Linked DNA regions of Homo sapiens: regions 1, 2, 3 and 4 are each linked to region 5. A link is a loop called in an ENCODE intact Hi-C map of the cell type or tissue named here. Cell type or tissue: GM12878. All regions are shown on one strand.

What was found. Peaks named below come from ENCODE experiments on the same cell type or tissue, not always from the same donor. Only the 100,000 strongest peaks of a DNase experiment are listed, where the experiment ranks them.
Region 1: a loop joins it to region 5, with 4 times the contacts of the local background. A loop is called at or near these places in 4 of 110 quality-filtered maps.
Region 2: it touches region 5 in a loop (2.9-fold over the local background); 7 of 110 quality-filtered maps call a loop at or near these places.
Region 3: it touches region 5 in a loop (5-fold over the local background); 4 of 110 quality-filtered maps call a loop at or near these places.
Region 4: a loop joins it to region 5, with 2.8 times the contacts of the local background. A loop is called at or near these places in 8 of 110 quality-filtered maps.

What each region holds. Positions count from the first base shown.
Region 1 is chr5:125,410,488-125,414,487 of GRCh38, reverse strand. No RefSeq gene overlaps it. Among named protein-coding and RNA genes, the nearest start is that of LINC02240, 81 kb to the left of the region's middle. RefSeq lists an enhancer at 2,323-2,822. In GM12878, CTCF peaks have their summits at 1,550 (motif pointing left) and 2,255; DNase peaks (open chromatin) are centred at 2,317 and 2,857; H3K4me3 peaks cover 1,457 bases; H3K27ac peaks cover 2,678 bases.
Region 2 is chr5:124,907,248-124,911,247 of GRCh38, reverse strand. No RefSeq gene overlaps it. Among named protein-coding and RNA genes, the nearest start is that of ZNF608, 160 kb to the right of the region's middle. RefSeq lists an enhancer at 223-272. In GM12878, no CTCF peak of the experiment used is centred here; a DNase peak (open chromatin) is centred at 2,107; H3K27ac peaks cover 521 bases.
Region 3 is chr5:124,933,826-124,937,825 of GRCh38, reverse strand. No RefSeq gene overlaps it. Among named protein-coding and RNA genes, the nearest start is that of ZNF608, 190 kb to the right of the region's middle. RefSeq lists an enhancer at 1,517-1,916. In GM12878, no CTCF peak of the experiment used is centred here; DNase peaks (open chromatin) are centred at 1,095, 1,745 and 2,585; H3K4me3 peaks cover 385 bases; H3K27ac peaks cover 2,481 bases.
Region 4 is chr5:124,919,216-124,923,215 of GRCh38, reverse strand. No RefSeq gene overlaps it. Among named protein-coding and RNA genes, the nearest start is that of ZNF608, 170 kb to the right of the region's middle. RefSeq lists enhancers at 1-35, 1,711-1,800. In GM12878, a CTCF peak has its summit at 1,712; a DNase peak (open chromatin) is centred at 1,863; H3K4me3 peaks cover 1,659 bases; H3K27ac peaks cover 3,017 bases.
Region 5 is chr5:125,004,444-125,008,443 of GRCh38, reverse strand. No RefSeq gene overlaps it. Among named protein-coding and RNA genes, the nearest start is that of ZNF608, 260 kb to the right of the region's middle. RefSeq lists a silencer at 1,823-1,872. In GM12878, no CTCF peak of the experiment used is centred here; DNase peaks (open chromatin) are centred at 2,033 and 2,253; H3K4me3 peaks cover 1,036 bases; H3K27ac peaks cover 2,069 bases.

The sequences.
Region 1 (4,000 bases), 410 kb before region 5:
ATGCATATATGTGTGTGTTGTGACTTTATATTTAAGAATTGCTTTCAACAGGATAGAAAATATTTTCCATTTTTAAACAAATTTGGATACCATGAAGCCATAGCCTTCATTTTCCTGATTTTAACTGAAAACTAGCTCATCTACTTTTTAATGTGTAGCACATTGCCACCTCATTCCTAAAAGCTCTATCCTGTCTAAGATGCCAGTCGAAGGCTCTATCTGATGTGGCCAGCCAGTGAGGCTCTGCAGTAATTCCATGCTGGGCAGCCTGTAATGAGGACAATTCCTGTTTGGAGGCATTTCTTTTCATGGGTTGCAGCTACAACTAGAAGTACGATTTATGTCTGCTGCTGGCTGGTCAAAGAAATACTGTCAGTTTTTTATTAACAAGCTGTAAGCACTTGCAAGTGAAAGGGAGGGAGGGAGAAAAAGGAGTGTGCCCAAAGTTATTTCAATAGGCAAGCTCTAAAGTATTCTAAGGTTAATACTGACTAATTAATGACAGCACCAAATGGAGCCAAAAGCGTGAAGTCTGCAAATGCCTAGTAATGAGGGCAGCATAGATATACCCCACTCCCACTTTCCATGTATGTTTGTAGGTCTGGCTGCAAAATGTAATTGAGGTAAATAGGGTTTTCAACTTATTGCTTATTCTTTAATACTGAGAAAGCATTTGGCTATTCTCTTTTCTTACTTCAAAGAACCCCACTCAATTAACTCTAGTAAATCTTATACCTGGTAGCGTCACCACTAGAGTCCATGACATAGAAATCTTTGAAGGGCATTTATAGAAGGAGGGGGAGACAGAACCACACCATACATTCAGAACACATTCATCTCTTTGCAGTTAGAACTGATGAGCCCTAACTGTTGGGGTGGGCTGGAAGAAGGGGGCTTGCTGTTTTCAACTCCTTATGCTTATGAAAACCAAGGCTCTCCATTCTTAAAAAAAAAAACAAAAAAAAAAAAAACTCTCAAATCCAAATCATTTTTTAAAGCACCCTGACCCTTTAATAAAAAGAGCCAGTAAGATAGCATCTGAAAAAAAGAAAGACAGATTTTAGGAACAAAGGATTTTTTTCCTCGTGCTTTGTTTTCCCAGTCTTGAATTAATCACAGCTGTCTTTCCCCAGCAAAGGTTATTTTTATCTAGCATGCTTTAAATTAAAAAACAACAAAAACAAAGGGAGCAATCTGATGTTCTTCAAGCTCCCAGAGCCCTTGCACAGAAAAAGAAGCATTTGCTCTGTGCAGCTAAGAATCCAGCTTTTAATTCTATCTTTTCTTGTGTTTACATAAACTTTCGTTTGCATTTCAGAAGCCTTATGGAAAGATTCCTGTGGCTGACCCAGGAGTAGTGGTGAATTTCTCCATCAAGTGAGTATTGATGAGCTGCAAAGTTCAGTGAACAGGAAAATTCTGCTCCTTTTATTGCCAATGTGACAGGTTACTTTATTACCATGCCTTTCACAGCAATTTAACAGTTACCCTGGTAACGGATTCAGTGAGGTAATGGGATCACAGGCATTGGAGCGGAGGCAGGCTGGCCGCTCGGCGCAGCCATCTGCTGGCTGCTGTTCCGGAGGCTGTCTGCCTGGAGGAGCCCTGACAGTCACGGGGCCTGCATGGCAATGAGCAGGTGAAACCGCAGGCCTGCCCTATTTAGCTGTACTCTGGTGATTTGTCTTTCTAATTCTATTGAAATAATCATCAGGATTTGTTTCTGATTAATTAACTAACCTTTTGGTAAAAAGATTAGATAACGAAATTGCTGCCTATTCAGAGATAATGAGATTTTTATTACTCTGTCAAAGGAAAAAAAGTACATTTATGTGTCACCAGCCGCTGTGTCAAGAGGAAAAAAAAAAAGAGAGATTTCAGTCTTTGTCGAATGTGTATATTCCTCAACAGACGAAGGGTGTGCTTAATTCTGTAGGAACTCCCCAGCCTCGTTTGACGCCTTTAGGAAGAGTTTTTAAAACAGCAAACAAAGTAATAAACACATTTAGGCCAATAGGCTTTTGGGGAGGGTGCTAATTTGTTTTAAAATGTCTCCTAATGGGAGAGAAACGCTTGGGAGTCTGGGGAACTTGCCTGTACTGTGTGGGTGTATTTATGTAAGTGTGAGAGTGTGAAGAAAGCAGTAAAATCTCCGTGCGAGGCTTTAAAATGACATATGTAGACAGGCTGCTTTTCCTCCGCACTACAGATATGTCTTCGACTTGCAGTACATTTGTCTTCTGGCAGGAGCTGCACTCGGGCAATGGGAAGGGGAAATCATCCGAGCTTAGCAGGCTGGGAGGTCACCTGTGACTGTCACAGGTAGGCTGCCTTAGGAAATGAATTATTCTGACTGGCGGTGAGTAAAAAGGGAAGCAGCCCTTCTCCTGTTTCACTCCAAGACACGCAGCCAGTCAATTTAACCTTTTCTCTTAAGAAGTCACAGCTCAATCCTTTGTTAAGGGGGACTTTCATTTTCTCACTCCTCTGTGCCTTCTTCAATGCTGTGATGCCAAGAAAAAAAAAAAAATACCAACCCCGGGAAAAGCGCTTCCCTTGGATAAAGAGATGCCAAATGCGCCAAATAGGCTGTGTGAGCCAGGCAGCATTGGAGGGAACAAAGCGCAGTATATTTCCAAATAAAACTTCAAAGAGCTACAATATTGTTTTAATTACTAAAACCTGAGGAGGAAACACAGTGCATGTCTCTTCCTTCAATGCAATGAAACGGAGGAGTGGGAGAAAGGGCCAAGTGGCAGGCTGGGACCCAGCTGAGCATTTTGTGAAAGTGTATTTGTGTCACTGTCTTTTCAGAGTCAATGAGACACTTATGTTTCTTGTGATATCCTGTGGCCTTGGCTGCCTCCGTTTGTGTGTGTATGAAAATGAAAAGATTTCAAGTTCTAAAAATGGAAGTTTCTATTCTGAATTTCGTATGGTTCACAGACAAGTTGCAACAGACCAAAGGAAAAAAAAAAAAGAAAGAATGTGCAGGGGATCAAATGTGAACATTCCAGAGCCCACTTTCCTGTCCTGCCTGGCGTTCCCACTCTCCTTCCCCTCTTTATTCCAGTTCCTCCTGCACCTCCAATTGCCAGCTAACAGGCTCCATTCCTGATAACAGATGCTTGACAAAGAAAGAGAAATAAGACATTAAAAAAGAGTAGACTGCTGCTGGGGGTGGGGATTTGATAGCACATTGCCAATGGCTTTTTACAGGAACTTGCTCTCCCTGGCTCACTACCAAGACAGGGAAAGAACAGGGCGGGGGAGGGAGCCTTTGTCCTCAAACTCCCAGTGAAATATAGGGTTAATATTAGCAATTATTATTAAAATTAGCCAAATGTTATTAAATGATCTTTGTATAGAAGAATAAGTATAGTTTTCCCTTTGGCAGACAATGACATCTGCAGCTCTACATTTTCATGAAATGACTATACTTAACAAAAACATTACTTCATTTTCATGGTATTTCTTTTGTGCCTAGGAGCAACCCTGTAATTGTTCACTTCAATTACAACATTACTATTTTAAACCGAAACCCATTTTATCTGCATGCCAGCTTTTTATTTGTTTTACCAACTATATCTATTTCCATTACTGCAAGGCTGATGGTTTGTCTCAAGAGGAAATCAAATCCATTAATTCAGAAATTTCAAGCCCGACTAGCTCTGCCATAAGCAGCATTTCTTATGCTAATAGCAAATGTGCTGAGACTGAAAGGAACTGACATGGCCCTGTTTTTTATCATAACTTAAGCATTTATGTAAGAAGGCAAATCTAATAGTAGTAGGAAACTGTAAGTGTTATTATATATAATTCACTTTCCTGAGATCTGGACAGGGCTCTGGTTTGTGTAGCCATGGTTTAAATCAGGCTGCCACAAGACTTTAACTCACCTGACTTTCCCTATTCAGCCAACATATTGCTTCACAACAGATACATCTAGCATGAAACTAGATTTGTGTGTTTGTGTGGATTTGTTTGTTTTATTCTCTAC
Region 2 (4,000 bases), 97 kb after region 5:
AAACGACATACATTATTCAGATAGTATAACTTGTTTGTGATCACGTTTCAGAAACAATGTCACGTATGAAAGAGCCACAGATGCCTAACATTCCCTTGTCTGGAAGGCTTCTTTTTGGTCTGAAAGCAGAGGCTCTCATGTGCTCAAAGAAACATTGTAAAAGAAAAAACACAAACCATTTTTCCTTACTCTAACCTCACACTTGTTAACAAAGGATCATGAGATCTTTGGAGGAAAAGGGTAAGCTGTACCTTCTATAACAATAATCTGCAGATTGGGGAGGCACAGCCTTCAGTACAAGTGAGAGTGTGCTCTCCAAAGATCAAAGGGAAGGTCCGGCTTCAACAGGGAACGTTCTCACCCTGGTTCTCAATCAGGTCTATTTTATGCAAATGAAGGATTCAAACTTGTTCAGTTCTGACTGGTCAAAATATTCAAGCCCTGATGGTGTGGTTTCCAAGCCCCAAAGAAGTCTCTGTCAGATATTTCTAGCTATGGGAGGTTGGGGTGGAGAGGGTTCCAGCCACAGTTTATCTTGGCATGGAATACAGGACAACAGTAACTGGTTTGTTTTGATTGTAGAAAAGGAGGTCCTATGACACTTTCACAACATCTTTCTAAGAACACAGAGTATGTGACCCTCACCCAGCAATGGCCCCTTGATTCTGTTTTAATTTTGAGCACCTCAGTTAGCTATAGGGAGTCCATTTTGTCTGTCAGCTGCGGGTACACTTTAACACATTCAACACAGAACTCTTCTGTGACTGGATATGTGAGGATTTTTCCCCACACCAAGCAGTTCTCCACTGGACACCAACTGGAAGTTCTATTAATTCAAGTCAATTCTGACACTATCTAACTGGAGACAATGTCACATCCCACAGGTTAAAGGATCAGTCCCACAAGACTGCCCCCAACTTCAGATGCCAATCAGCAGTCCAGGCCACTCATAGTTCTGACCAACTGGCTATAGCCACAACCCCTTGCTTGGGTTCAATGAATTTGCTAGGATGGCTCACAGAACTCAGGGAAACACTTATATTTGCTGGTTTATTATAAAGGCTATTATAATGGATACAGATGAAATGACAGATGAAGAGATCCATAGGGCGAGGTACGGGGGAAGCGGCATGGAGCTTCCATGAACACCTCCACGTGTTTAGCAACCTGGAAGTTCATCAAATCGTGTTGTTCAAGAGTTTTTATAGAACTTGACCTCAAGCCCTCTCCTTCCCAGAGATACATAATACATGAGTGGGGCTGAGAGTTCCAAACCCCTAATTATCTAATCACCTGGTCTTTCTGGTATCTGGCCCCATCCTGAGGCCATCTAGGGGCCCTACCCTAAGTAATCATTAGCATAAACTCAGGAAGTATCAAAGGGGCTTATTATGAACAACGAAAGATACTCCTATCAGGAAATGCCAGGGGGATTAGGAGCTCTAGGCAGAAACCAGGGACACAGACCAAATGTATTTCATATTATACCATGTATGTCAAACTGCTTTCTGGAAGAAAAATAAAGAAGGGAATGGAAGGGGAAAGGGAAGAGAAGGAAAGGAAGGGGAGGGGAGTGGAAAGAGAACAGTAGACTAAGTGATATGAGTTAGGTTAGGTGAGGTTATCACAGTCTTTATTCTTACAACCCTAGGAGCTGCAGTGAAGAATTTCAATAAAACATGTAGTATTTCCAGCACATTGTTAGTGATGTTCTATGGTCACTATCATTTTTCTCTTTGTGGGAAATTCAATTTGTCCCTATTAAGCCAAGGTCACAGATTGAAGAATCTTAGTGGCCATCCAGGCTCTGCCTTTGAAGCAAAGGGTCAGTGCATTAGTACAAAAGGGAATTAATCCAGTACACTGGCTCACCACACAGTGTTTAATTCATTTAAAAGAAATGACCTATTCTAGGTTTCCATCTGAACAATCAGAAGCCTCCCTTCTCCCAAACAAGAACGTCATTAATGAATATTCAACGGAAAGTATTACTTCATTGTCAGCTCTAATTGCTAGTTTTACCTTATTAGTAGAAGCTTTTCTGTGGCTGAGCCTGACATACATTTGTTTGCACACTGTTATTAGTCAAGACTCAGTGAAGTCTTGTAATTAACACCTCCACATTATCTCATGCAGTGAAAGCAAAGACAAAACCAGATGACTCACTTTGTTTCAGCTTTGCTCTTGTTTTCTGATACAGAAGCACTTAAGGAGAAGTGTAAGCTCATCAGAATGCCATATGGAGCCAACAGAAACCATAAAAGGGTTTTCAGGAAGCAGTGCATGGAAGTTCATTAAGTGAACAACACTATAATCAACATCCTGATTTGAAACTCTTACCGGCTACTAGTAAATTGTGCAGGTACATTACCTGCATCACACTCAGCGCCATCCAGGTCGCTGATGAAGGATCCATGTCCCCAAGAAGCAGGGGAGATAACATATTCTCCGTAAACATAATGAAGTTAATGATTCACATGACAGTTAAATAGCTTTCAGAAATCTTATCAGTTTAGAGATAAAGCAGACCAAGGCAATAAGTGTGTTTTAATCATTCCTACTATTGAAAACACTGTGACTAAAAGCTGGCTTCCAGCAGCCTATAAATGATATTTCCGTAGAAAATGGGGGAGGAGGAGTGGAGGAAATGTCAACAGTTCATATTTTAGTTTTATATTTGGGAAGAGCTCTTTCTCCAAATGTCTCTGTTAAAAATAATTTCTAGCAAAAGAGATTTGAGAAAGCAAGATATCACATTTTTTCCTTTTATAAACTTAGCCTAATTGTCTTATTTTTATTTTTAAATGCAAAAATAAAACACCAAACCTTAAAAGAAATACCATTATCTGAAATTTTAACAATTAAATATACAAAATCTGTCACAGTTTAAAAGAAATAATTGCTTACTTCCTGCTTGCAAGTGTTTCTTTCCTAAAATAATATACACAAGGAGAGAATCAGCTACAATAGGAAAGAGGAATAATATATATGTAATGGTATAATGACCTTCCAATTAGCAAGAACAGTATTCCCAAAGCAATGAAGAATCTGGGCATTAAATTAAAATCATTATTATACAGAATTTGCACGGCTTGAATGGTCAGATTGCAAATCTTATTTACAAGTGGAAACAGGCCAAAAATGTTATGGACCTCTATATACACGAAATTTCCAGTATTACAAAAGTAATCCATCAGAAAGTAACAATCAGGCCGGGAGCGGTGGCTCGCGCCTGTAATCCCAGCACTTTAGGAGGCCGAGATGGGCGGATCGTGAGGTCAGGATATCGAGACCATCCTGGCTAACACAGTGAAACCCCATCTCTACTAAAAATACAAAAAAAAATTAGCCAGGCGTGGTGGCGGGCGCCTGTAGTCCCAGCTACTCAGGAGGCTGAAGCAGGAGAATGGCGTGAACCCGGGAGGCAGAGCTTGCAGTGAGCCGAGATCACGCTACTGCACTCCAACCTGGGCGACAGAGCGAGACTCCGTCTCAAAAAAAAAAGAGTAAGTAACAATCAAAAAGAATGCCTACAAGTTGCCCGACTCTTCTGGAAACATCCTGGTGGGCTTGTAACTAACTGATCATGTCATAAGGAAATCACCCTTTCTTACAGGCATTTTACTTTGTCACCTTTATCATCCAAGTCACAACTCTGTGCAATATTGGTCTATCGTTCTGTGCCAGCACACAAGCTGGTTTATTTTTTTATTTATTTATTTTCATTTATTTTCACGACAGGGTCTCCCTCTGTTGCCCAGGCTGGAGTGCAGCGGCGTGTTCACACCTCACTGTAGCCTCCCACGCTCAAGAGATTCTCCCACCTCAGCCTTCCTAGTACCTGGGACTACAGGTGCCCGCCGCCAAGCCTGGCTAATTTTTGTATTTTTTAATACAGACGGGTTTCACCGTGTTGCTCAGGCTGGTCTCGAACTCCTGAGCTCAGGGATCTGCCCGCCTAGGCCTCCCCAAGTGCTGGGATTACAGACATGAGCCACTG
Region 3 (4,000 bases), 71 kb after region 5:
AAAAATTAGCCAAGCTGGTGGCACACATCTGTAGGCTAGCTACTCGGGAGGATGAGGTGGGAGAATTACCTGAGCCCTGGGAGGTTGAGGCTGCAGTAAGCTGTGATCGCATCACTGCACTCCACCCTGAGTGACACACTGAGACCCTGTCTCAATAAATTAATTAATTCAAAATAAATCCAACCACATGAATTTTTTGGGTGCCAGTGCGTATTAAGGTTGTTTACACTATACTGCAGTCTATTAAGTGTGCCATAGCATTATGTCTAAAAAACAATGTACATATTTTAATTTTAAAATGGTTTATTGCTAAAAATGCTAACAAAGTGAGCATATGGTGTTAGAAAAATGGCGCTCATAGACTTGTTCAACACAGGGTTGCCACAAACCTTTAATTTGTCAAAAAAACACAGTATCTGTGGAGCAAAATAAAGCAAAGCCCAATCAAATGAGGTATGCCTGTCTATAAAATATTTTGTCTCAAAAAAAGTTGACTCAATTTTGAGTGGCTAAAATTTTAATACATAGTCCTATGAAGTTGAAAAATAATATCTCTAGGCAGCCATCCTGGTTTTAATCTAATAAATTATGAAATACAAATTAACAAAGACTTGAAGGACTAGGTTAAATAGGCGATCCTAAACGTTAATCATATCACCTACTAGACGCAATTAGCTTTTGGAATAAAAGAGTAAGCATAAATATAATCAACTAATTTGTCAGATTCACCAAATACTATATTGATGTTATAAAAACTAATTCTTGGGCCATCCTGAGATTGACAACAAAATATTGACAGAATTAGACATTCATAAACACAGCCATGCCACTGCCATCCGTGCATTTCTCTTTGTGGCCTTTCCTTGCACTAAGCTAATATTTTTTTCTATTAATTTCCTTATTAATTCAAAATTAGCTAATGGTTTTGATAGATATAATCAAGGGAAAAGAAAGATGATAAACGCAAAAACGTTTTTGTGGTTTTTGCTGTTGTTTTATTGTTCTTCTCAGTGATGGATTACATTTTAAAAGGACCAGAATGTTGGTGCATTGCTAAGTCCTACAACGTGACCTTCTAAGGCCACTGAAGCTGAAAAGTGCCACATTAGGACTCAGAGTGAAAGTCACACTAATAGACTTTAGGCAAATTATTGTTTATTTTTATTTTTATTTTTTGAGATGGAGTTTCTCTCTGTCGCCCAGGCTGGAGTGCAGCGGCGCGATCTCGGCTAACTGCAAGCTCTGCCTCCCAGGTTCAAGCGATTCTCCTACCTCAGCCTCCCGAGTAGCTGGGACTACAGGCACCCGCCACCACGCTGGGCTAATTTTTTGTATTTTTAGTAGAGACAGGGTTTCACCTTGTTAGCCAGGATAGTCTCGATCTCCTGACTTCGTGATCTGCCCACCTCGGCCTCCCAAAGTGCTGAGATTACAGGCGTGAACTACTGTGCCTGGCCTAGGCAAAGTTTTTTATGTTGCCAAATTAACTGAAAGAAAAGATCTGCTGGGGTACCAGGCATGGTTTCTCCATTTTGGGGGCACAGCCAATGGATGAAACATACACTGTTGTATAATGGAGGATTTGGCTGGCTTGTGCCCCTGGTTCCTGTGACAGAGCCTCTAAACTCTTGGAATTTCCCAAGTGATAGAAGCGTCTTTATTATTCATGGTAGACCTCTCTGACCACACTGGAGTTTATGCTAATGATGTGACTCATAGTTCTAGGTATTTTCAGCATGGGGGCTTTCCATGCTGGAGAGAAAAATTATGTGGTTAGAGGGTTGGGGCTTCAAGCCATATGTTATCAACGTGACTTCCCAGCCTCTGGGGAGGGAAGGGGGGGTCTAGGGATTGAGTTCAATCATGTGGCCAGTGATTCAGCCAATCAAGCCTATAGAATGAAACCCCAGTAAGAGCTCTGGACACCCAAAGCTTAAGTGAGCTTCCAGGTGAGTGACACATATTGATGTGCCAGGAGGGTGATACATCCTGAAGACATGGAAGCTCTGTGTTGGGGACCCTCTAAGATCTCAACATATGTTCTTCTCATTTGGCTAGTCTTGACTTTATATATATATATATATATATATTTTTTTTTTTTTGATATGGAGTCTCACTCTGTCACCCAGGCTGGTGTGCAATGGCGCATCTCAGCTCCCTGCAACCTCTGCTTCCTGGGTTCAAGAGATTCTTGTTTCAGCCTCCCTAGTAGCTGGGATTACAGGTGTGTGCCATCACACCTGGCTAATTTTTGTATTTTTAGTAGCAATGAGGTTTCACCATGTTGCCCAGGCTGGTCTCAAACTCCTGGCCTCAAGTGATCCACCCGCCTCAGCCTCCCAAAGTGATGGGATTACAGGTATGAGCAACTGTGCCTGGCAACTCATGTCCTTTATAATAAAATTGTAATCCTAAGTGTAACACTTTCTGGAATTCTGTGAGTTATTCTAGGAAAGTATAGAGCCTGAGGAAGTAGTGGAAATGCCTAAATTTGTCACCAGTTGGTTAGAAGTGCAGGTGGCTGGAAAGCCCAGAGCCTGTGGCTGGTGTCTGAAGTGAGAGAAGTCTCGTGGTGGACTACACCCTCAACTTCCGCAATTTGACCTAATTCCAGGTAGTTAGTGTCAGAATGGCATTGCAGATACATACACAGAGAAAGTCGAGCACGATGCAATAAATGTGATGAGATAGGCAGGCACTGAGAAAATGCAGTGAGCACACAGAGAGAAGCCCATAACCCAGCACCTTCCCTGAAGTCAACAAAACCTTTCAGCAATGTTACTTGAGATGACTCCGAGAATGTTTGCTTTGTAAAATTCAAAAGTTAAAAGAAGAACATAAATCACCCAACCAAGGATCATCAAATCAATATTTATGTTTCTGTCATATTTTCTTCTACACATATTTCTATGGATTTTTACATATTTGAGGTACTACTCGATGTATGATTATTTTCACTTTCATTGAACATTTCCTAAGCGTAACCTCTTGGCATGAAAGGCTTATCACACATTTTCATTTAATGGCTATACGCTACGCTATCACATACATTCAATGTAATTTATATAACTGTTTTCCTAATTTGGGGCATTAAGGCTGCTTGTGGGTTTTAATATAACAAATAGTGCTAGGATAAATATCTTTACACATATATCTTTGTCCACATTTCTGATTATTTCCTTAGGATAGACTCTCAAAGTAGAGTTACTGAGTAAAAGATTTGTTTGTGCTGAGCACAGTGGCTCAACGACTGTAATCCCAGCATGCTGGGAGGCCAAGGTGGGCGGATCAATTGAGGCCAGAAGTTTGAGACCAGCATGGCCAAGATGGTGAAACCCTGTCTCTACTAAAAATACAAAAATTAGCCGGGCATGGTGGCACGTGCCTGTAATCCCCGCTACTTGGGAGGCTGACGCAGGAGAATCACTTGAACCCAGGAGGTGGAGGGTGCAGTGAGCCAAGATAGCGCCACTGCACTCCAGCCTGGGCAACAAAGCAAGACTCCATCTCAAAAAGAAAAAAAAAGAAAGAAAATAAATTTGTGCACCTCCTGAAGCCTGGTGCCAAATTTATTTATAGAAATATAAATTTACCTTCCTGCTAAGCATGTGTGAGACGCCTCTAACTTAACACTCACCAGTCAAAATTAAATTGTTAACTTTAAAAATTTAGAAGTTTGGGCCAGGCGCAGTGACTCACATCTGTAATCCCAGCACTTTGGGAGGCCGAGGCAGGCGGTCACAAGGTAAGGAGATCGAGACCATCCTGGCTAACACGGTGAAACCCCATCTCTACTAAAAATACAAAAAATTAGCCGGGTGTGGTGGCAGGCACCTGTAGTCCCAGCTACTCGGGAGGCTGAGGCAGGAGAATGGCCTGAACCCAGGAGGTGGAGCTTGCAGTGAGCTGAGATCGTGCCACTGCACTCCAGCCTGGGCGACAGAGCGAGACGCCATCTAATAAAAAAAAAAAAAAAATTTAGAAGTTTGATAGGTCCTTC
Region 4 (4,000 bases), 85 kb after region 5:
CCAACAAAAGCTGCCTCTAACTCCCCAGAAAACTAAAAGGGCCACTTATTCACTTCAGTTGTCCTCCAAAATATGTAGTTTATCTGAGCTGTTAGGAAACCTGTCAGAAAATGAGGTGCAGGGAATTGACAGTGTCCAAAAAATAGATTTGTCTTCTCTGCTGTTTCCTTTTGAAAACTAGATCCTTAATACAAGCATCATAAAAGTCAGCTGGTTGCTGTTAAACTTGCATTGTTAGCTGCTTCTTAATCACAGTAGTGGTGGAATTAGTGCATATTTTGATGCATTGGCTACCAGTAGCCCAAACAAATAAATAAATCTCCCTGAAGTGACAGAAACAGGAGGCAGTGGTTTGAATAAACTCTGAGTCCTAGGTCATTTCATCACCAAGTCAATAGCCCTTCTCGTTGAAGGGGGGAAAACAAACTGCTTTCTATTCTATTGAAAGCCTGGAAGAATTTGCACCACAGTAATCCTAAATCCAGAGGCAATCTATTAAGAACTCAGCATTACCAATCCTGAGACTCAACTGATAAGCACATTCTTTTCCCCCCTTCCACATTAATCCTCTTAAAGACTGTGCTAAGTAATGAAAAGGTGCGATGAAAGAGGCCCCCCTTTTTTATTACAACCATATAAACTGCTTGTGTAAATGTTTCATTAACAAACTGCTGGACTCATATTTAATTTCCTTGGCCTTCCTCCCCGTTCCTCCCGGTACGGTGCTCCTGGGTATGGCATGACTAAATGTGTGATTTACACGTTTCAGAGAAACATTCCCACACTTGAATGCTGTAGCATGACAAAGGAAAGGGAGGGGCTGAGAGAGAGGTGTTGAACCTATTGTAGACATTTTAATTTACAATTCTCTTTTTATGGGCTTTAAAAAGATGAATGACTTGCACTCACTTATCAGTTTATGTTTCATTTCTCAGTTCTTTCTAATAAGTACTGGTCTGCATGTAAGTGCCTTTGGCTCACTCATTTGAGGCTGACCCTTTTGAAGACATAGATATTCTAACATACTAAGAAGAAAAGGAAGATGAATTCCAATGTATATCCAGTGTGCAAAGAACTCTTCTGTGAACAACATAAAGGCCAAAATACATGGCTTACCTTTACTTTGAATATGTCAAATGATGCGGGATGTTTTGTGGAAATATACATCCTGTGTTTTTCCCCGAGGTCATCTAGTTACAATCTGATGTTTTGTTGCTTTAGCTAATCTGGTAAATCCTAACAATGCTTTCATTATCTATTTTAATGGTGGCATCTTAGTATAAAATTAACTTTCCTTTCAGACAAGCAAGATATGCCTGTGGCACCTACTGAATTCGTCAATATCCAGTCACAGGATGTATGAATGTAACTTGAAGATACAGAATCAGTCACTTACAAGAGTAGTTTAAGTTAAATCATGATACAGGAAAAACAGGTTATCACATCCAGACGAGTGCCACTGGGCCAAATTCTTAGAAAATGCATTTACCTTGTATTTGAAGAGATTCCAAACTTTGAAAAATTAATACATCAGTAAACCAAATAGAAATGTAGCCTCTTTATAATACAAGCGTCTTTCCCTGGGTGTCATTCATGTAATTTCAGTTTACTGTGAGCACTCCGGCTGCAGCTGGGGTCACTTGGTCTGGGGAAGAACCGTATCTGGGTCAGTGTATGTAGTTTTGTCTCTAGCGGCGACTATGGTCTCGTTTCAAAGTGAATACATTCATCTGGATCAACAATGCCCTGGGGAATAAACGCTTAAATGTATTCAACCTTAGGAAGAGCTGAAAACATCAATACCTTCATAAAGCCACTTTGATTTGTATTGACTATGGTTGTGCTGCTAATTCATATACATCATTGTTTACTTCACAGAGCTTTTAACATGACTTTTGATTTATAGAAAAAAGTGATTCAATTTCTACCAAGAAGTGGTGAGCTCAGACCTCCCCCAGATTCTTACTTTCTCTCTGATGTGACAAAATTGAAAGAGGAACTATCTTGTCACAGCATAAATAAATTGCTGTCAAACAGCTTATGTGCACTTTTCTTTTAACTTTCATGGTCACAGGTAATAGCAAAGTAGAACGTCCAGATTAAGGGGAATCAATTATCTAAGCATGTTATTAATGTGTTCACAGCAAAAACCATTGATTAACACTGGAGCAAAGACTGTGAGCTAGATGCACTTTCTACTTAGAAGATCTGTGTTAGGCAAAGAAGAAAATTCAACGTACACAGCCATATTCTGCCATTTGTTTAGTGACAAGCCCTAAAAGGTTTTGTTTACAGAAACCACTTGGGCAGACTGCAAAGCTCCACAAATAATGGAACCTGCCTTTAGTAAGAGTTTTAGTTTTGTTTATTTGTTTGATGCTATGTCAAATGGAGAGGAAAAATTCTTTTCTAGCAGCTTATTTATTTCTAAGCCATGAAAATAAATGGCTTTAAAACAAGCTAAATGGACTGAAGTGACTAGAACTGGATTTTGTGGTTTATTGATTAGTTCCCAAACTTATATGAGAATTGAAATATCTTGGATTTTCATGTGTTGAAGTCTTATCCAGAAGTGCAGTAGAGCAAAGATGTTCATTTTGTCAAGAAAAATGTTCGTTGCTCAAGAAGTTGCAGGAAAATAATATTTAAGCAGACACAGAATTGAGAATATAAGAAGACAAAATGAGAATATGATAGCTGGTGTCACTTCTTGGCTATGCATAGACCTGAAAGCACAACATATCTATGGCCCAAGAAAAATTCACAGTTCTGATGCAGACAAACTTAGAAAGCCTCGAGACAGCCCAGACTCGTCAGCATCTCACAGTTAATTAAAGAAGTGAGTGAAGGCATCAAGGCTTGCTCCCTTCTGCCTGAATAATTCACTGCCTGTATCCATTATTAAAACCCGTTACTTCACCACAATGATTCCCAGCTCGAGATGGATTGGTCTCAAAACCGGGAGATAAATTGTAACAAGGCCTACAGCTATATTAATAAATTGAAATGAACATTTATTTGCTCATCTAATTAGAACTGTAGTTTTTCCAAATAGTGTAGTAATGCATTACCTTGACAGGCAGCACTACCTACCTTGTGTGAGATAAAATGAACAGGAGGGCTTTGCCCCAGATTTGGGGTTTCTCTGCATAAAAAGTTCTTTGGTCGCTGCTGTTCCTTTTAAACCATTCATTCTGCCACTATGCTCTGCTGATTCTATCTCTCCAGGATTGATGGGAGCTTAGCTTTTGAGGTACTTCATCAGAGGGCTGCAAAGAAATGTGCATATAGAACATGCATTCTTCTTTTGTCCTGTCTCTTTTTAAAGTGTTGCAGAGGAAAAAAAAAAAAAAAGAATTTAAAGATTTTCTTCACCCCCTCCCCATCTCCATTTCCCTTCATCAGGATTACAAAGCCTTATAGCTCAGAGGTTCAAAGGACTTGTGCTTGGGGTCTGGGAGACATAGGTCTGATTCCTGACTCAGTCACTAACTTTATACAGCCTCAGTTGCTCCCTCTGCAAAATGAAAATAATAATTCCGTTTGTGCAGGGTCCATAGGAAGTTTAGAAAAGATATCTGTAAAGTAAGAAACTCAGAGTGGGTTTTTCATCAATGATAAGTGTCATTATTATTCAGCAATTCTTGCTCTTCTGTTTGCAAATTAGATCTTTAAAATCATTTTACCACATTAGCATGGAGGGTCTTTATAATAACACAACCAGCTCTCAATTTCTTAAGGACTCAAATGAATAATGTATTCTATGGACATAAAACTTTTTGATTATGAATTATTTCCACAGCAAAAGTGCTGTCTTCCCCACTGCTAGATTATAAAATCTCAGACAGTAGGTTTTCTGTCTTTTCCCTTCCTCCAGTAGACCTACAACATAGTAGATGCCAGTAACTGTTTTTCTACCAGAATGAGAAGTGTGGCTATTATGTAACCTCTCGTGAAATAAACACTTCTCTGTTGTGCCCTATGAGGCTCTAAAGCATAC
Region 5 (4,000 bases):
CACCATTCTGGAAAGTCAAAAGTGAAATTGAAGGAGAGAAGTATAACTAGTTTCTCCTGCCAGCTTTCATACTCTATGATGGTTGTCATACTCTATGACGACTCTCTATGAACCCCGGTCCCCAGGACTCTAAGCCAGCCTTCTTGAGTGACCATCTACCCATCACTGAACTGCATTAGTCATTATCTTATAATCCATCCTTTCAGCAACCAATCATCAATATCCTAATTCTTAGGCACAGAAAAGAATCTAACAGTCTAGTGAGAAAGCTGCCTGTATACAAAGGTACCTGTCACAATGGGAGTATGCCCAAGGTTCCATGTGGGAAAAATTAAAACACCAAAATGGAGGAAGGAGTTAAAGGAGAAGGAATAGATGGGATATAGTACCTACAACCAGGGGCAATGAGAATTACAAGTGTGTTTTCCATCTTCCAAGTCCAAGGCCATATCCGAGGTCCACCTCTGAATTTTGTGAGCAAGATTCATAAAATTTTTTGGAAATTAAGCAGTACTTAGCATTTTAATTTTTGCCATATTAGTATCTGACACTGACCAAATGACAGACCAAGAATATTTCTTATTCTGTTATTGAGGACTAAATAGGGTTCTTACTTAGAAATCAGGTTGTTGAGGGGTGGGGAGGTGGTGGCTGGTAACAGGGAGATGGGAGCATAAGACTCTATTATTTGTGAAAATCCAAATTTCTTAAGTAATCTTTGTTGGATATAAACTGACAATGTGACCTTTCCCCTATGCATACTGTAAATGTATAACATGGTAGACAACTAAAGCTTCATTCTTTTGTCTTCTTTCATTATTCTTTCATGAATTGGAAATACATCTTCCAATTTTGTATCATGTTTCATATATAAAACATGACAAACCTTGTAATATATAACCTATATAATATATAACCTTGGAATATATAACCTATATTTTATATAATATTATAATATAAAATAGATATCACATAATTTTCCTACCAACTTAATTAGGCCTCCCAAAAGGATTACCTTAAATACACCAAAATGTGATTTGTTGATCATACTTGGGAGAACAGTTTTAAAACTCCCCGTATTGCCTTGGGCTTTCTTTGGATTTCTTGGGTCTGATTTTCACAATAAGTTACAATAGATATGCTGATGGGGGCCCGTGGAATAGGGAGCATCACTGGACAGATCCAGGCTAAGGAAAGCTTGCATTGCAAGTGGGTGATGCTGAACAACTCTCAGGGGGAAAAACAAGAAGAAAGCTAGAGAGGTTCACCAACTATAATTAGCTCCATTAAATCCCTTTAACTGAATTTCTAACATGCTGTTTAAAGAATGGAAACATTTATGGGAAAAGGTAGCACACCCCTTTTTGGTCACTGTTATTGGATGTAAAAAGCAAACTACATTTACAGGTCCCATGGCTATCAAATCTATTTTCTCAAAACAAAGTTTTCTTAGCATTGTTTGTTATCCAGGAAATTTCACAGCTTTAAGGGACCCAGACTTCAAAGTCAAGGAAGTGAATTTGGGGCATGGAAGACTGGGGGCACCGAGTGAAATTACCCATCAGCATTAAAAAATTACTAGATTTTTTTTTCTGGTCATTTGTTGACCGCAGAGTCAGAATAGCTACATATAATTTTGAAAGCATGCATGTATCTTTTTAAAGACGCATAGATATATTCATTCGCTTTATCATTTCATAAAAAATCTGGCCGATCAGACGAATACTGTTTATCAGTTGTTGATGGAAAGAACCTTCCTTTGCTAAACATTGTGTAGGAACAGCAGCATGACCCTTGGGTCATGGGATAACACTTGTGCACTCATGCTCACAGGGGCCTTTTTTTGTAAGTGGCACCTGCTGTGAGGCTCTCCTTATAAATACTGACTGCCTGCAGCAAATCACATATGTTTTAGGCACTAGAAAAACCGACAGGAAGTAATCACTAAACGAAAGACAGAAACAGTAAGGGGTATGTGGGGGGAGGGGGAGAAAAAAAGCCTCCAGTAACTGTTTGGGGGATGTTTGGAGGAATTAATTTAAAGTGTAGAGTATAAGTAGCCTTGCTGTGCTGCTCAATTTGGCCCAGACCTCAGCTCAGCTTAGCTGAGAAGGCACAGGGCATCTAAGGAGGATGGGACGTCGTTACCTAATATGAGTGGGGGCATCAGGCTGGAAAATCCCTTTCATTAGTTTTGGTAGTTTGAAGTCCTTAACAATTTTAGTTGTTCTTGTTATTTTGTGGCATTTGGGTTTTTCCATTGAACACCTTCCCCATGATTTTAAGTGTGAAAATAAATGCTTTTATTGTGGTGCAAACCTTCCTTATTAGCCAAAGACCACTTCCCTTTATGCTTCCAGGGGACTGCCCCCACCACCTGGTGTACTGAACGTTGGATGTTAAAAAAAAATCATGCTTGAGTTTATCTTGTTTTTACACCAGTTTATTTTGAGTGTATTTCAAAGCCATATAATAACATTATTTTATAGACTTCCAATTAAGTGCTAACAAAGAAAATATTTGTCTACTCTCCATTCCCCCAACAATTTCTGGACCTCATTTCAAAGAGATGCATGTTACCTGAATGTTAATTGCTTTTTTTTTTTCCCAGAGAAACCAAAGCATGTTGTTTGTTTTCAGAGGAGTATTTATATTTAATATGTTTACATTGAAGTCACATTTGCTCTCTTCCTTAAATGACTTCTCTAATAACTATTTTTAGCTTACAATCACATTAACAATCTGCCCCTAAAGAATTCCTCAGTCTTATTTTTTATAATTTTTATTTTAATATTTGACAGTTTCTTTGTAAAAAGGAAAGAGCATTTGAAATAATATTGGGTATTTTGCCAAGTCTGTCAAAGGAGTAACACTTCCACTTTCTCAGCTCCGTCTCATTAAAATTGTATTCTAATTCTGTCTTAACTTGGTCTCGGTGCTTCATAAGTCATTGCCTGCTCATTACTTGTAGTGTGGGAGATGAAATTTATTCAAACCTAATAGCTGAGATAAAGAATGGAAAGGCAGGCAGCTGGCAGAAATGAAATTAGCCTATTTTAGTACTTTTCCGGCTGGATTTTTGCACAGCCACCAGTTATGCCATGTGTCAGTTTGCATTTGTGACACTATCTATGTTTAGTTTATAGATTTCCGTTAGTATGATACTCTTAAAATGAAAATACAGGAGATTCTCCCCTTCCCCCCCCCACCCCGCCTTTTTTTTTTTTTTTTTTTTTTTTGTCTTTGGCATTGAAATGTCACTGAGTATCTGAGTTGATAAACGGGAAAACATGATTTTCTATAGTTTTCTATAATTATAGAATCATTAAAATTGCCCAAGAAAGATTAATTGTTTCATTGTGTTACAATTCATATTGGTATGTCTTACAGAAAAGAACATTAATGACAGAGAGTAAATGTTATACCCTCAGCATGGTTTGAGGGGAAATGGATTTAGAATGTAATGTGACTTACAAGCAATTTCAGGTAGAATACAGGAGGGAGCTACGCTTCTAACCTAAACACTCCATCTCCAGCTTTAAATGTCAAAAGAATACACTGTGGAATTCCTAATTCTGAATATAGAGGAGTATTTGAAGAACATTGTCTAAAAGCATTGTACTTTTCCATTATAAATTGAGTTGTTAAGGAATTATATGGTCTAATTACTAAACTTGGTATTTTTGACTACTTTGATTATGAACATACATTGTCATTAGCTAGATAATTAAATTGACTGCAATAACAAGTCATAATTTAGAAATATGTTTGAAATTACTTTCTATATGAAAGCAAAGTCTTTGTTGATCTATGTATGTGATTAATGTCAAGTGTCACGAGTTAGCTGAGAGATTTCAGTGTAAAAATATGTGCATTTATATAAAAGAAAGAAGTTCATTTATACTCTAATTCTTAAAGTAAACAATGGAGCTTGATATGTGCCTAAATGTAAGTACTGATGGATTTTTTTCTGCTTACTCAAAGAAAATATAGGAAGAAA